Regions from separate parts of the Homo sapiens genome. Here all the other regions are linked to region 3. A link is an interaction called in ENCODE POLR2A ChIA-PET data of the cell type or tissue named here. Cell type or tissue: MCF 10A. All regions are shown on one strand. Each heading gives the region's core, and the rest is flanking DNA. Links, peaks and the distances in the headings are about the cores only.

Region 1 (5,000 bases), core at 1-5,000, 62 kb before region 3:
GTGTGTATATATATATATATATATATACGTATATATATATATGTGTGTATATATATGTGTGTATATATATACACACACACATACATACACACACACATTAATGCTATAAATATATATAGCATTAATTTGCCATTCTAATTATTTTCAAATTAGAAGTGCATTCATGATGTTGTGTGACCGTCTCCAAAACTTCATCTTGCAAAACTGAAACTCTGTACTCATTAAACATGAACTTCCCATTCTTCTCTTTCCCTGGCCCCTGGAAACTACCAATCTACTTTCTATCTCTGTAAGCTTAACTACTCTGGGCACCTTATATAAGTGAAATCATACAATATTTGCCATTTCATGACTGGCTTTTTTTACTTAGCATAATGTCTTCAAAGTTCATCCTTGTAGTAGTCATGTGTCAACATTTTATTTTTTTGATTTCCATTTGTTTAAAGCTGAATAATACATCATTTTATATAAATACCTCACTGTTTTTCATTGATGAACATTTGGGTTGCTTCCTTCTTTCAGCTATTGTGAATAATACTGTTATATTATTATTGTCACAGGTGTACCAATATCTATTCAAGTGCCTGCTTTCACTTCTTTTAGTTATATACTTGGAAGTGGAATTCTGGGTTGTATGGTCATTATGTTAATTTATTGAAGAATTGCTATACCATTTTCCACAGCAGCTGCCCCACTTAACTTTCCTACTACCAATGCACAAGGGTTTCAGTTTTTCCACATCCTTACCAACACTCACTATTCGGTTTGTTTGGGTAACAGCCATCTTAATGGTTTTAAAGCAATATCTCATCGTGGGTTTGATTTGCATTTTCTTAATGACTAATGATGTTGAATATTGTCTTTGTGTGTTTGCTGGCCATTTGTATATTCTCTTTGGAAAAATGCCTATTCAAATGCTTTGCCCATTTTTGAATCAAGTTGTTTTTTGTCTTTGTGTTGTAGAAGCTCTTTATTTGTATCCCAGATATCAATCCCTTATAAGACATATGGTTTGCAAATACTTTTCTTGTGTCTGTTGGCTTTTCACTCTGTTGATATTGTCTGTGAGGCACAAAAGTTTTTAATTTTGACAAAGTCCCATTTATCAATCTCGAAGAAATAATTGCTGAATCTATTGTCATAAAGTTTTTCCCCATTTTCTTGTAAAAGTTTTATAGTTTTAACTGTTATGTTTGGGTATTTGAAACATTTTTAGTTATTCTTTATTTATGGTGTAAGGTAATGAAGGGTCTACCTTTATTCTTTTACATGTGGATATCCAGTTTTCCCAGCACCATTTGTTGAAAAGGCTATTCTTTCCCTATTTAATGGTGTTAACCTTGTTGGAAATCATTTGACCATATATGTGAGGACTTATTTCTGGGCTCTCTACTATTCTGTTGGTCTATATACCTGTTTGTATGCCAGTGCCGCATGATTTTGATTATTGTGGCTTTGCAATAAGTTTTGGAAACAAGTCAGTAAGTATGAGACTTCCAGCTTTGTTCCTTTTCAAGATTGTTTTGACTATTCAGAATCCCTTGAGATTCCATAAGAATTTTAGAATGGAATTTTCTATTTGTGCAGAAAACATCACTGGGATTTTGATAAGATACATTTATTTTTATATTTATAGTGTTAATCACACATCTCTGCCCTTTATTAAAATGGAATTTCTGAACGTTAGTGATTTTCAGTCAATTCTTTTTTCCTCTAGCGTGTACAGTAAGTGTTCATAAACACTTAAAAATAATTTAGTTATCAGCCTCTGGGAAAATAGCTCATTATTTTAAATAATTAACTCAGAGCTTTTCGTCCTTGAGGTCCTAGCTCAAGAAAGCCAGCCTGGACTTTATAGACCAAATTAGCGCGCGCCCCCCCGCCCCTTTCTGTACTCCTTCATGGCAATTGTGCGTTTGTAATTGCATGCTTCTGTGAATATTTGTTCCTCCACTGCGCAGTGTGCTTCATGAGGGCAGTGTCTGTATCATTTTGCCGTACACCTGTTATGGTGGTTGGCACGTAGTAGATGCTCAAAAAATATTAATTGCCGAACCGTCTCGTAATTTGGACCCTTCCGGTTGAGTCTTTCTTTTCATAGCTAATTTCCCCTTTAAGAATATATACTAATTAAAATCAATTGATGTCCTTGACATACCCCCTGGGATTACAGAGGACAGACTTATTTGTCATGTAGACCTGAGCTTTTTAGAGTAAGTATGCTTTAAAAGTATAAAAAATGGTAACATTTTAATGTAATAAGGTAGTTGTCTTGAGTAAATATCTCTACTAATATTTGTTTTTATTTTCATGTGATTATGAAAAACTCTGACATGTGCATTTTATATTTTAGAACCAACCAGTTTTGCTTTTTGGACGACCTCAGGGAGATGGTGAAATTCGAATAACCACTCTAGACAAGCATACCAAACAAGAAAGGTAAGAAAAGAAGAATACTATTTTCAAAATAAGTAATTAGTGTCAGAAAACTGAGAAAACCTTAAAGACAATTTTTCCAGTGTGAAGTAGGGGGAAAAAAGGAAGAAATACAAGGAGACAGACCAACCCATGATTTCTAAATTTTTTAAATCTAGATTATCTTAGGTATTCCCACCTGGGTTCTGGTATCTATTAGTTTGTCTAAGTTATTAAGAAGGAAGTAACAAGTATAGATGATCAGCTAGGATACATTAAAATGAGAAGAGCGATAAAGTAAGAACAGATAACTACCATAAAAACATAATTGAATTTTTGGAATATATTTTTAAATAACCAAAAATAATAGAAAAATGCCCTAAGAAAGAAGATTAAGTGAGAATCACGTAGTAATATTTTCTTGAGGGAAATTTGCAGATGTAGTTCTTGAAGATTAGTAAGCTTGGCCCGGAGTCCTTAATTATGTATATATGTAATCATCAAACAGAGGTTTTTGTGGTTGACAATGATTGTTTTCTGGAATCTTTGGAGAAGCGAAAGCCAGTAGGGGGCAGCATCAGCTCTTGCTTCTTCCTCGATAACCCTGGCTCCATAGGTCCTTTAAACCTCTCTGGGAGAAATAGACGTTAAAAGTGATGCAAGTGTTACAGCCCTGTGAATGTGTCATTATCATTGTGTATAAAAAAAATGTGTGTTAATCACTGAGAGTTTATAAAAATACACAAGTATTGGTATTGGATGATGTGGTTATAAGGTTTATTTTCTCCCCCAAGTTACGTTGTTCTTAATAAGAAAAAAGAAATATTAACATGGAAATTTCACCATAACGTTTTCAGTTTACACTTGGCTCATATACCATTCAGTTTGGGTTTTTAGGTGGCCAATTAAATCATGAGGAACAATATAGAGGGTAAAAGCACAGTTTCCAAAATTAGACCTGTTTGTGAATCCTGTTACATGCCTCACTAGCAGTGTGATCTTGAGCAAATTATCTAACTTCTCTAAGCCTCAGTTTCCTCCTCAATAAAATGAAGATGGCAATGATACCTTCCCAGCATGTGGTCTTGGGGATTTAAATTGAGTCATGTTTGTGAAAGGGATGAACACTTCTCAAGGCATTCTGGCTGATTCCTAGTAACTTCAGTAGAAGCTGCTACGGATGTCATTAATATTATTCTATAGGTTTTTAGCTTTTAAATTAAAAAAGATAATTGCTCATGAACAAACTTTATGGCTTATCTCACTTGGCCCTTTCAACAACTCTGCAGTGTGCATTTTACTCTTACTATGATTTTTGCCCATTTTTAAAATGAGGGAACCAAAGCACACTGAGGCCATTTACAAGGTAAAGGGAAATTCCACACACAGTTCTTATAACCTCAAATACCCCGTTGTTTTCAGTGTATGATACTACCTGTTGTCTTTAATGCAAAGAAAAAAACATTTGGTTGCTTTATACCCAAAAAAATTAATAACCCATGTTTCTAAACCATTTAAAATCAATCAATCAATCTCTTTTTCCCAGGCATATCTTCTTATTTGATTTGGCAGTGATCGTATGTAAGAGAAAAGGTGATAACTATGAAATGAAGGAAATAATAGATCTTCAGCAGTACAAGATAGCCAATAATCCTACAACCGATAAAGAAAACAAAAAGGTGACTTTTTGGAAACTAATAACTGTAATTTACTTATAATCTTGAACATTAAGGAAAAGTATGATAATACATTAATGTGAGATATGGCTTATCAATCCAGATGTTTTTGTTTCTAGAGATTGATTAGGTACATAACTTTGTGAGAAATAACTGGATAATGCCACAGCCAGATCTGATCATTTCTAATGCCCTAATGATCCAGATAATAAAACGCATTTGGCATAGAAATTGTTATAGATATGAAGTTGACTACAATAAGCTTGATTGTTCAGTTTGTACATTGATAATATTGTGAGGAGTTTTTGGATAGTTGTGGTATTCTTGTGAATTTAGAAACATGTTATTAATGATACATATTAATCTAAGGAATATTAATTTTAACAGTGGTCTTATGGCTTCTACCTCATCCATACCCAAGGACAAAATGGGTTAGAATTTTATTGCAAAACAAAAGATTTAAAGAAGAAATGGCTAGAACAGTTTGAAATGGCTTTGTGAGTATTTCTATTTTTAAAAGTGCTTTTATTTTTACTAGTTAAATCACTTATGAATAATGAACAACCAATAAGTGTACTCTAATGCTTGTAGCATGTATAATGTGTACAGCGACGGGAATGTTTTTGCTGTGAGCAGGAGTGCTACTAGGCTGCTGGCTGCTTGATAACTTTGGTCTCCTAGGAGAGGAGTTTTGTTGAATTCCTTCAAAAAGAAGAAAGAGGGAGCTCTAATCTTCTGTTTGACTTTCTTATAGGCATGTTTTAGTTCTTTAGCTCTCAGCAGCCCAAGAAAATATTAATTATTCTAATGATAAACTTTTTATGTAATAACTATATTTTTAAATTATATACCTTTAAATAGAAATGCCTCCAAGTGTACATACACAAACAGATATGTAAATGCATATAT
Region 2 (6,588 bases), core at 654-5,653, 160 kb after region 3:
AGGAGGCCAAAGATCGGATGGTTCCCAAATGGTGCCATTTACCTAACAGGGTTGGCTAACTCCAGATTTCCTACAAAAGCTGAAGAGCACCTACTGTGCAACCAGCCCCGTGCCAGGCACTGGGGATTCAGTGATGACACAGGCTGAAATGATACTCCTGCTCTTAGGAACTTACAGTCCAGTGAAGATGGATGTAGTGAACAGGGAATTATAACTAATTAAGTTAATTAATACAGGTGAGCAACACAATATTAAGGAGAAGTACAGTGTGTAGGGGGAGGTACAGTGGGGCAGTGAGGTGATCACCACAGCAGCTCAGCATGGCCCAGTCCAAGAGGGAGTCCTGGCCCTCCAACAGCAACAGCTATAGACCCTTCAGATCAGGGGTAGAATTTGTCTTGGGAGTCAGTCAGGGGAGACCCACTACTAGGGTCAATGGTCTAGTCCACTCAATGGCAAGGGAGATGAAAACTAAATTTTGCAGATTCTCTTTGGATTTTATTTTTCAACGTACTCATTGGTTGGTTGTAGTGTTTGGCATCTTGGTCAAATCACTGGGAAACACTTTTTCAAATCCAATTCATACAATAGCTGGCTTGCTATATTACTAAAATTACTACAGTTGGTCAGATACGGATTTTAACTGGACATAGAACAGCTTGTCACAGCCATTTTGTGGGCAAGGGCAAGCAAGGTGAAGGGCAAAGACAGGCACAAGTTAGGAGCTGATGAAGTGGAGAAGTAGGCAGAAAATGGGCACACTTCCCGAGTCAGAGAGGGAGCAAACGGTATCAAAGAGAAACTCATCCAATTGATACAGAACTTCTATGCTCAGGACGCCCTAGGCACTGAAGAAGTGAAATCTAGAAGAAATTGACATTCAATTTAGAAGAATCTGATAGACATCATAGCTAAATGAGCAAAATGCTAAAGTAGCCTCAGAAAAGACATGGCTAAAAAAAAGCGTGGGGACATTCTGTTTTGTGATGAGTTCTTCTGGCAAATAGATTATTTGAGGAATCTATTTTTGGCAGATTGGTTAGTCAGAGAGTTGGGTTTCAAAATCATGGTGATTCAGGGTACTGTCCTGTTCCCCTTTTATTTGATCCACTTATTTGTCCAGACTCTTTTAGACGCAAGTGACAGAAACTCAAAACAGCCTTGGCACAAATAGTAAATTACAGGAAGGATATGGGAGCATCCTATGTAATTGAAGGAAGGATCTGGCAGCCAAACAGGAAGGTAGAGCTGCAGTTGGTCCTCAGGGGCCCCTGACTCAGGTCCATGCTGGATCCTTGCTAGTGTCTGCCTATCCTCGCTGGAGCACTCTGACTTCTCCCACAAGATACTGATGGATCCTGGGCCTCACACCCCATAACTCCCTCCCCGGGAACGGAGCTCACTCTCTGCCCAGCATTGGTTTAGAAATTATAGAGAGGTTCTCTGATTGGCCAGTCTGATCAAGGTACCCAAGAATGGCTGGAAGCAGGGTTTCCCGAAGAATGGGATGATGAGGGCAGATAAAAGGGATGTTTCTTACAGGCCTCATGAGAAGCTGGGAAAGGTGTCCTTGCCTCTTATATCCACATGGCAGTTCTTAGTGATATAAAAGGACAAGCCAGCCAACATCCCTGATGAGCAGCTCTCCAGTCTCTTTCCTCTACCTGCTGGCTTAAAATTGTGATCCCTCTCCACCCTTAAGTCGGAGAAGGGCAGAGTGCCCCCCAGTCCTCCGCTCAGAAGCAATAAGAACAGAAAAACTGCAGGCCAAGTTGAGCCTCACTTTGAACATGGCAATGGCTGTTTAACAAATGCCACAGGGGCTTCTTGTGACAGGGACGAAAAGAGTGAGAGGGCCAGGGACGCTGCTGAGGGGTTCTGGGAAGCTCACCAGGGCCTTTCAGGAATTGAGGCTGCCTGACTGCCCGGAGCCTGGCCCTGAGAGTGGGCAGGTGTGCTGCCTGTATAATGCCCTTGATCTCTAAGAGAAACAGTGGCAAACCAATCAGATGGCAACCTCCTGCCAAGGACTCCATTAGCCCGCTCTGGTGGCTGCTTCTGAAGTGGCGGCTGCTGGCTCCACTCGCTCCCCTGTTCAGAGAGGACATATGGGCCAGGCAGTGATCAATGAGGGAACATCTGGCACAGGAGCAAATCAAACAGCACCGATGACTAATTTAGGAGTGTTGCCTTGCCATTGTTCTTTCTGTGGCCCCATGCAAAGGTCACCCAGTGTGGCAGGCTCAGAGAAGCTGCTGCTTCACCTTCAGCAGTCCCCAGGATCCAACTTGTTTGCCTTAAAAATGAATCGATAGCTTCTTCTTTGAGGGCTGAAACAGCAGCTCCCTATCACTGAATCCTGAATTCTCACGTGCATGGTCAGCCCCCTCCTTGCAAGCCCCTAGGCACCCCTGTTTCTTATTAGCCATTTATCATCTTGCCTCTGAAGTCTCTCTCTTAAAAAAAAAAAAAGAAAAAGAAAAGAAAAAAAAACACTCTACTGAATTCATGTTCTATTTCTGCAACTGAGATTTTTCTCCTTTGGGTTCAAATAAAAGAAATAGCAAATATTAAAGAGCATGAGAGAAAAAGGCACACATGCCTGGCCCATGAATAGACAAGATTGCCTGTAGTTCTGATTTTGGTGGTTTATATAATAGCTTCAAATGCTGGTGAAGACAGGTCTCAGCCTTGCCAGAAATGATCTCTAAATTAAACAGCCATTTTCTTTTAAATTACCTTTAATGGCACATTAGAACCACATAATTTTCAGCCTTGAAGGAGGATTTGGTAGGATATTGGGTGCTATTCGTTTCCTCTTTTTGGGTCAGGAGAGCGCATCAGACAGTTTATGTGTAAAAGTTCTCCATCGGAAATGATACACTTTTTCTTGAGAATTTATTCTCATGTATGAAAGGTGTGCTGTGGGATAAGCCATGTCTTCTGTGATTGACAGTTTGCGTCCTAGCTCACTGATAACACCCAGCTGGCTGTCATGGTGGCAAGGCCTCCTGCTTCTCCTTCTCATCTGGTATCACACACTCATGGGCCTGGGGATGCGCAGAGTCATGGGCTTGAAGGGGTGGTATCCTACTGCTGCCCAGTCACAATTACTCATCTCTCAGAAACACCTAGAAATAAACTGATCCTCTTCCTGGTGGACAGAACATGTTCTATTCCCCGTTCATTCAATTCCCAAGGGAAGTGAATGCTCAATTTCTCTGCTGTTTTATCCTGCAGTCATCCAGCTTCTAAGAGTGATTCTGGAGTCGTCTTGCTGGTTATCTCCATCGGATTTCTTCAGTACAACACTAGCCCCCTCCCACCCTTCATTAACATAGATTGGCATCCTTTATAAGACAAGCAGCCCAGGCAGCTGGGTGATCATTTGAGTGACAAGAGAAGTGGATTCTAGTCTAGCTTAGTCACAAACTCGCTATAGGCTCAGAGACAAGTTACAACCTCTCTGGGCTTCAGTAGCTACACCTTTTAAGGTACACGATGTTCTCTGGGGGAGGGATAGCATTAGGAGAAATACCTAATGTAAATGATGAGTTGATGGGTGCAGCAAACCAACACGGCACATGTATACCTATGTATCAAACCTGCACGTTGTACACATGTACCCTAGAACTTAAAGTATAATAATAATAAAAAGAACAGGTAAAAAAATAATAAAAAAAAGATACACGAATCTAGATCTTCTGATTTGGTAATAATCGAAGGGGGGTGGTGGGTAACAGATTCAGGGAAAAAGAGAAACGGGAAAACTATGCTTCGTCAACAAGGCAATAATGGTGAACCAATGTGTGTTTAGAGGCCCTATATGCTTGTGTTCAGAGTATTCCATTGTGTCTTTGCTATCCGAAGCTGCTCAGGGACATAGTCATGAATCAAGACTTCCAGTAAATGCCTCTGGAACGTGGAGGAATGAGAACCTGGCAGGAAGACAGTGCAGGGCATTGTCTGGAGCTCGTTCCTCTTGGTTGCGTGACTGCCCATTATGACTGTCTGATGATGGCAATGTGATCATTTGTCTAGCAATTACAAAGCATCTTCATTTTACTGCCTCTTTTAATGTTCCCAATAACCCTGTGAAGTAAATATTATTCTCCCTACTTTAGAGATGAAAACCCTGAGGTTTAGAAAGGTTAATGACTTGTTATATGATGCTCAGGTACTAAAGAGTAGAGTTGAGATACAAAGCTAAGACTTCTGATTTCACATATAATACAATTTCCATATTTTCAACAGTTGTCAGACTGTGCCCTCAAAGGTGTGGGTTTGGAGGATGTGTCTGGGGTGGTGGCGGGGGTGGGAGAGAAAAGCTAAACCAGTGGCGCTCAGACTCCCTGCTTCAATCAAAGCACCTTTATTGTTCTATTCTATATTTATATAATGCCACCCTAAATTTGGCTTTAAACAAAATGTTTCTAGTGCTAAAAAGTCAAGTTTATGAGACGCAAAATATACCATTGTGGTGTTGAAGATGAAACCTTTTTTCAGTCTCTTTACTCGGAGGATTCTGCGTTCTTTGTTCCAACAATCCCAGCTCGAAATCCTCTCTCTCTCTCTCTCTCAGAGGAGCTGACCACAGATGCTCTTACTTCTCTCAGTCCAGTGAGCCATATTCTGTTTTTTGTGGGCCTTTCACAGGAAAAGTGTTCTGTGGCCAAGGTAGTTGATAACAAGCCAGATGTTCAGCCCAGATAGAGACCCCATTCCTTTCCTTAGAAGAATTGACCCACATGTTCCAACTTGCCTCATAAATATAAAAAGAAAAGCCTAGCTTCCATTTTAATTAGATGAAATAATTACATGTCACACATCTCTTAAGCAGTTTTATACTCGCTCTGACTGTGATGCAGGGATTAGCATTCAAAGACGCTGCTTGCCCTGTGTACAGATGTTGGGTTTATAGACTGTCATGCTCCTTGTGGCCACAAGATGTCAGGCAAATATGGTCATGGGATATAGGTGCAGGAAGGTGCCTTGGCTCCTGAAAATACCATTGACGAGTTCATTAGCTGATTAAAATCCTTCCAATAAGCTTGTTGGAAGAACCTAGGGAAAGTCTATGAAATGTGTCATATTGTTATCCTGTTGATGGAGACGCTGAACACGACTAGGAGGTAATCAGATTAAGATCAACAAATATTGATTGTACATGCTTGCACGATTAAATCCTGAATAATTAAAGGCCACTGAGTTTCCTAGCTCTCATCTTAGTGTGTGTTTCCATAAGCAACATGTGCTGTGTTTCCAAAGTACCATGAATAGACATGGCTATAGGAAAGAAATGGGATCAGTCAGAGAATCAATCACTTTTAAAAGTTTCAGTTTGAAAATCTGATGAAATAAAGAAGTGGGTTTTAAGTTAACAGCTATTCTATAATCATGAGACATTTTATAAACCAAAATATATAAAATAAAGCCATACACTGAAACTTGTGCATACTTCTAATGTAGATTTGTTTACTCCATGATTTGAATGATTTGTTAATTAACAGCTGATCTGACACACCACCCCTCACTATTCTTTTAGTCTCTGGACCGACTTTCTATAGAAGCTTCCTTGGGGTCTGGCAGAAGGAAGCAGTAATGACAAGCAAAGGTTGAGCTCAATCGATCTGTGGTTATTGAGTTCCTACAGAGAGCTGGGTGCTGCTGAGGCTGCAGCAGACCTAGAGGGCATGGCTTATGCCTCACTGTTTCTTCCCTTTCATTTATCTCTTTCTTCTAATTTTCTGTGTTCTACTTCTTAACTCTTCAGATGCTTCTTACTGCTAAGCTAGGTGAGGGGATAAGCTTTTATTTATTTACCTTTGAAAACATGCTGATCTCCTACTATGTGCTAGACTTTGGCCTGGAGATTCAGAGACAAATTTTAAAATGGTGCTTACCTTGCTCATGGATCCGGCAAGCCAAAAATCGTATTACAGCAGTATGGCACTGGCAATGCAATCAAGTAAATGTCCTATGGAGCGCACAGGCAAAGGGGGATTCATTCCGCTTGGTCCTGAGGGCATTGTGGTACTTCACAACAATGTAAATTGGAACTCATCAAGTGAACAGGGATGGGGCAGCCTGAAGAATTAGAATATGTGAAGGCAAGTCTGTTCCAGTAAAAGCTAAGCTGCTGTGAGAAAGAGATCTGCAGTACAGTAACTTGAAAAGATAGATGTCCATTTTCCTCTCATATAATAGTCTAAAGGTAGGCAGTCTGGTGGGGCTGCCCTACTCCATGAGGTCATTCAGGGACCATGGTCCTTCCAACTTGTTGCTCCACCATCCTCTAGGCATTTTTCACACTGCTGGAGCATCAGCTGGCTTGCCATTTCCAGCCGTGTGAAGAATAGGGAGAAGTGGTCCAGGGTAAGTTACTTTATTATAGTAAGGAAGGCAGAAATTGCACACTTCTTTATATTTCATTGACTTTGACATGACCACATCTAGCCTCAAGGGGGGCAGGGAAATATGCTTGTAATAAGGTGGTTCTGTACCCATGAAAAAAACAGGAAAAACAAGTTACGGGGGCAACTAGCATCTCGCCACAGCAGAGGCACGTGGAAGGGAATAGTCTGTTGT
Region 3 (5,000 bases), core at 1-5,000:
CAGCCAACCTTTCTTCTAGGTCAGAGTACAGCCAAAATAGATTTGATGATAATCAGCCCTAATTATCTCAGCTCTATTGCAGAACTAAGGCATGAACAGAGTTTTCTAGAGATCCAAGTGCCCACCATAGTAGTTTCAGGTGGATACCAAAAGGAAGTAAAAATGGGGTTGCAGGCTTCAAAACTTAGAGCAACTTTTCCATAGAATACTCCATACAAAAAGGTTTCTTATTCCATTTTTTCAGCCAGAATGAAACTTTACTTTGAAAAATATATGTATTTTCAGTGTTGCAGTTGGGTTTTCCTTTCTCTCCTTACCATTATTTTAGTGTCAGTGAACAGGCTATTGCATTAGTGTGGGTATGACAGTTTAGATTGTGTTTATAAAGGAGGCAGTCTGTTTAATGGTATAGTCACTGTCACAAGCACAAAAGCATAAATACAGGAGCCTGGCTAAGAATTTCTGAACTCAGCAGATTCTAAGAGTTACTGATACTCCTTTGGGTTTTGCCTTATTCTTAGAAAATTTACAGAATCCTACCATGAAACATGATTAAATAAAAACAGACTTCTAGGAGCTGCTATTTATGTGGCACACTCAGCATGATCAGATCAGAGTGCAAACAGCTCTATGCCGTATCCATGAATGCAGCAGGCCTCTCCTTGGCAGAGGGTGAATGTGGTGGCCATGAGGACAGGAAGGGATAGCAAGGAGAAAGGCAAAGGGGAAGCCCTACTAAAGGACTCATGCCCTTGGAGTTGCATCCAGCACAAAGCCCCTTTTCAATTTTTCCTATCTGGGTTACACAGAGAAGGCTTTGTGTAGAGCATTTCTTAAAGCACCCAATCAGAAATGTGAGGAAAGTTGCTTCTCTTGATGAGACACCAGAGGAAGGAAGCAGGAGACAATGACAAGGGAGGAAATAAAGGAGGGATAGCTAAGTAAGGTAGACAGCTAAGTCTAGTTTGTTCCCAGTGTTGTACCAGTCTCATCAGTGCCGTGTCTGGGTCTCACAGCCTCTGGTGTTCTATGATGGATCCTCTCTTCTGCCAAGAGCTGGCCACCTGGCAGCCAAACCCTGCACAAGATATGAAGAGCCTGTAAATGCAGGACTTCTGTTCCTGGATCTGCTCCTCTGATGAAGAGGTGCAAGTGTCTCCGTAGCTACTTGACCACCGTAAATACCATTGTTTCCTCTTCCTGGGGGTCACCCAGAGAACCCTCATGGAACATGGTGTGACAACTACTGACACATGGGGTTATCATAGGTTTTATGCCATGAATAATACATTTAAAGTATGTTGTAAAAGACTTACTTTGCAAGGACCTAAAAACACTTCTATGGGAAGAATCAGAAAAAAATAATTATTTTTGAATTGAAATTCAGGTGCACACTCATTTATGAACACTGAACCCAAAAGAGCTGAGGTTTCCCCAATTTTGGAGCTCGTGTAGAAAGCTTTCCTCAATCTCCTTGGATGGAAAACTTAAACTGCTCCCACTGTTTAGCACTTCCTGCAGTTTATGACTCTCAGTTCAGGCTCTAACTCACCAGTAGGGGAATAGGGATATTCTGGTGTATATGGGTCTTTCTGGGCAAACCAGTGAAGCAAGTCTCACAGCTGTTCTGTCAAGAACCCAAATTCCCCTAACCTGGGTTCTAAGACTGGGCCAGCCAAATGGCACTTTTATAGAACCTCTTCCCAAACCAGCGCTCTTGGGCGATCTTTCTTCTGAAACGTTATGTGTTTCCAATAGGGAGGAAAAGAAGAAATGAAGTAACTTTTTGTCCAGGAATACTCCTTTGTAAAGGTTGATTTCAGGGCTAGCAAAGATGCCTTCATAGAAGGCAGTTATTTGTGAAAGCCAAGGTGATGGGGTTTGAAATTGACAAAGGGATGAGGACTTAGCTTTTCTTCTGAAGGTGACTTTCTGCCCATGGATCTTCCATTTCCATTAATCAGAAGTATTCGTTAAAAAAAGAAAAAAAAGAAAAAAAAAAGCTAGAGAGAAAAGAAAAAACAAACCAACCTCCTGTTCCATGCCCCAGGCAATCTTCTTGTGTAAAGCAATCTGTGGCAGCTAGTCAGGTGGCCTGGCAGGAGTTTTCCCCTTCAACTCTGGCTGGGAGCTTCTTAGAATCTCTTAAAGAAACATCCTGCAGAGCTCCCACTTAGGCCTGCTCTTTCTGTCCTGATGTCTCTCTGTGGCATCTTTTCAGATGCTTCTTTAGAGGATCATTTTGGATGGGGAAGGTATAGGCCTGGGCTTATGATGATGAGGGATTTCCTGTCTGTCTGGAGAAGTTAGAACATGTATAAGTGCTCCTGGGTATGGGGAAAGGAGGCAAAGATGCTGCCCACCAGTTTTCCAAGTGCCGTGTGCGCCCTTATCCCCAGAACGATCCTTTGCTCTTCTACTATAGTACGCATTTGAAGATCTCAGGGCCCTTATAACCATTAGGCATTTGCAGGGCCTGAAATGTAATGAAGGAATTGTTCTTCCTATTTCTGGAGGTAAACTAAATATGAAAAGAAAATTAGCATTAAAATCAATCCTGACTCAGTTTTTTTTTAAGTTCCATCTTTAACTCAAACTGTATTTCTGCCAAAATTAAAAATAAAAGTTATAGCCACTTAACAAAAAACAATTCACACGAAATGTTGTACTATGTATAATTTGCTATTGTTACAAATCGTCAATGCAGTACCTTTGTTAGCTTAGTGTTTTTAGATTCTTAAAACGAGGCATGTTGAAAGAAAGGTTGCATTTAGCTTTCTCTTATGCCTATAAATTTAGTGTAAGCCCCTGTTTTAAGGAGCTTTATGTGGTAGGACTGACATTGCTTAATAAACAATGGAAAAAGTTAAGCATAACCTAGAAGTCATTTAAAACTGTGAGTCACTTTCCTGACAAGCCAATAGGGTAAGAGAACCAAGGTTGCAAAATAATTACTAGCCCAGCCTGAGGGACCGTGGAAATATATTACAGGTATCAGTTAAGAAAACAAAGCAGTGGTGTTTTACCACTCTGCAGAGAAAGCTAAGGTTGCTAACCAAACAAAATAACTTTACACTGACAATGCCAATTTTTACATTTCTTTCAGAACAAGGGACACTCAAACTACCAGAGGTAAGATTAACATTTTAAATATTTTTTATAACCTTTGCATTTCAAGTTGTTTGCTAACTTAACCAGGCTTGGGCTTTTACACTGTTAAATGTGCCTTTTAAAATAAATAGAAATAAACAGAAACAGAGGGAACAACCAAGTGATTGTGAACAAAATGCAAAAGTTAAATCCAAGGAATGTTCACTGTCACTGTCCGAAGGTCTTAGGTAGAGAAAAAATGTGAATATTTAATCAAAGACTGTGTATGAAATGGGACTGTAAGTACAGAGGGAAGGGTGGCCCTTATCGCCAGAAGTTGGTAGATGCGTCCCCGTCATGAAATGTTGTGTCACTGCCCGACATTTGCCGAATTACTGAAATTCCGTAGAATTAGTGCAAATTCTAACGTTGTTCATCTAAGATTATGGTTCCATGTTTCTAGTACTTTTCCATTAGAGCAGAAAGATGATGATTATCACATCCTATTGATCAAATGAAGATCTAGTAACATTTCCTTTTGGTTTAACATAGAGTCTCCTAATGGCTTAGAAGTATGTAATCCATGTTACCTCTCAGAATAAAGTTACTTTAAAAATCCAAAAAAAAGTTATTTAAAAAAATACAGAAGATGATGGGATATGTAGGAAGTAAACAGCAAGTTGCCCATCATTAAATACTTTCCTGTTGAAAATACTGTCAATGGTGTTGTTTGATGTTGTTTATATAGAGTTCCCCAAAATTATAAAATTTCAGACAGAAAAGATTTTAATGGTTCCCAGACAATCATTGCCTTGACCTTCAACCAAAAATAACAGATTTCTTACCTGACTGCCCCTCCCCACAAATGGCCATAGCAAAACATTTTTAGAAATCATAGAAAAATAAAATACAAACTATGTGTGATTAGTTATATGAACCAAAAGTACAGTAATCTGAAAATTTCAAAGTAACGATGAAAATTATGATTTGTAAATTAATATCTAACAATTAAAACCTCTCTTTAAAAGTGATATTAGTATGTTTTTAATCCAACATCTAGTAAAAATAAGAAAAAGTACAGCAAAATATAAGAGGTGCTTGTCTCTACTTTTTGCATAAGTACATAATTTGAACATATAGGATATCAAGAGTGTGATATAAAGAGGCTCATATGCACCTAATCAGTGCATCTGTTGATTATATTTTAAAACCTAAAGTCTAGACCAAAGAATGCATAACAAGGTGATTTTTTTAATAGGCCATATGAGTTTCTTTAGAGCTAAAATAAATTAACCAAAGAGTTCCTTTAGTGTTTCATTGACAGGTAAGATTTTTCACTAGGGCTATCAGGATTCTTCCAGCAGTGCCAAGGATCTTGCAAAGCAGCCTTCTTTCACTTTCTCATTGCTATTATTATATTATTGAGAAAGAAACCTTGTAGAGTTCTGAACTTTACCTCAGTGTTACTTAACACTTATCCTTTTAGATATATATATTATTTTTTCCAAGGAAGATGGTTTCATTTTAATTAAGTAATGTGAAGTGGGTGTGCTTACAGAAAGAAAATATGCCAATAAGAAGTGGGTAATAATTTTCATGTGATACTAAATAATTCTCACAGGCACTTTTATACTTTTTAAATTACATGTAAGCCTATGATACAAGGAATTAATTTTCACATTGATTTTTAAAAATATATAACATCAGTTTTTTAGTGACTTGTTTCACTCTTCAATATAAGTATAATTTTTATTTACTGTGTGACTGTACTAAAAATCTCTGTTTTGTGTGGATGGAGGATTATAGTAAGCTCTGAGGCTAGTCAATCCATTTGGAAACTTGAGTTTGTTTTAAGGGAGAAATACAGCAAACTAATATTAAGAAGCAGCTCTCACCCTATACCAGGTGTG

What was found. ChIA-PET counts read pairs that join two places held together with the same protein. Peaks named below come from ENCODE experiments on the same cell type or tissue, not always from the same donor. Only the 100,000 strongest peaks of a DNase experiment are listed, where the experiment ranks them.
Region 1: POLR2A ChIA-PET joins it to region 3 with 10 read pairs; 2 of 35 experiments call an interaction of 5 or more read pairs at or near these places.
Region 2: POLR2A ChIA-PET joins it to region 3 with 11 read pairs; 2 of 35 experiments call an interaction of 5 or more read pairs at or near these places.

What each region holds. Positions count from the first base shown.
Region 1 is chr1:107,748,556-107,753,555 of GRCh38, reverse strand. VAV3 (vav guanine nucleotide exchange factor 3) reads left to right here. Exons shown (of 27, transcript NM_006113.5): 13 at 2,354-2,439; 14 at 3,962-4,094; 15 at 4,479-4,588. Among named protein-coding and RNA genes, the nearest start is that of MIR7852, 150 kb to the left of the region's middle. In MCF 10A, for the core only: CTCF peaks have their summits at 2,969 (motif pointing right) and 4,786; a DNase peak (open chromatin) is centred at 3,015.
Region 2 is chr1:107,528,097-107,534,684 of GRCh38, reverse strand. No RefSeq gene overlaps it. Among named protein-coding and RNA genes, the nearest start is that of MIR7852, 370 kb to the left of the region's middle. In MCF 10A, for the core only: a CTCF peak has its summit at 4,935 (motif pointing right); DNase peaks (open chromatin) are centred at 2,184, 3,444, 3,934 and 4,944.
Region 3 is chr1:107,686,513-107,691,512 of GRCh38, reverse strand. VAV3 (vav guanine nucleotide exchange factor 3) reads left to right here. Exons shown (of 27, transcript NM_006113.5): 18 at 3,107-3,132. Among named protein-coding and RNA genes, the nearest start is that of MIR7852, 210 kb to the left of the region's middle. In MCF 10A, for the core only: no CTCF peak of the experiment used is centred there; DNase peaks (open chromatin) are centred at 2,072 and 2,942.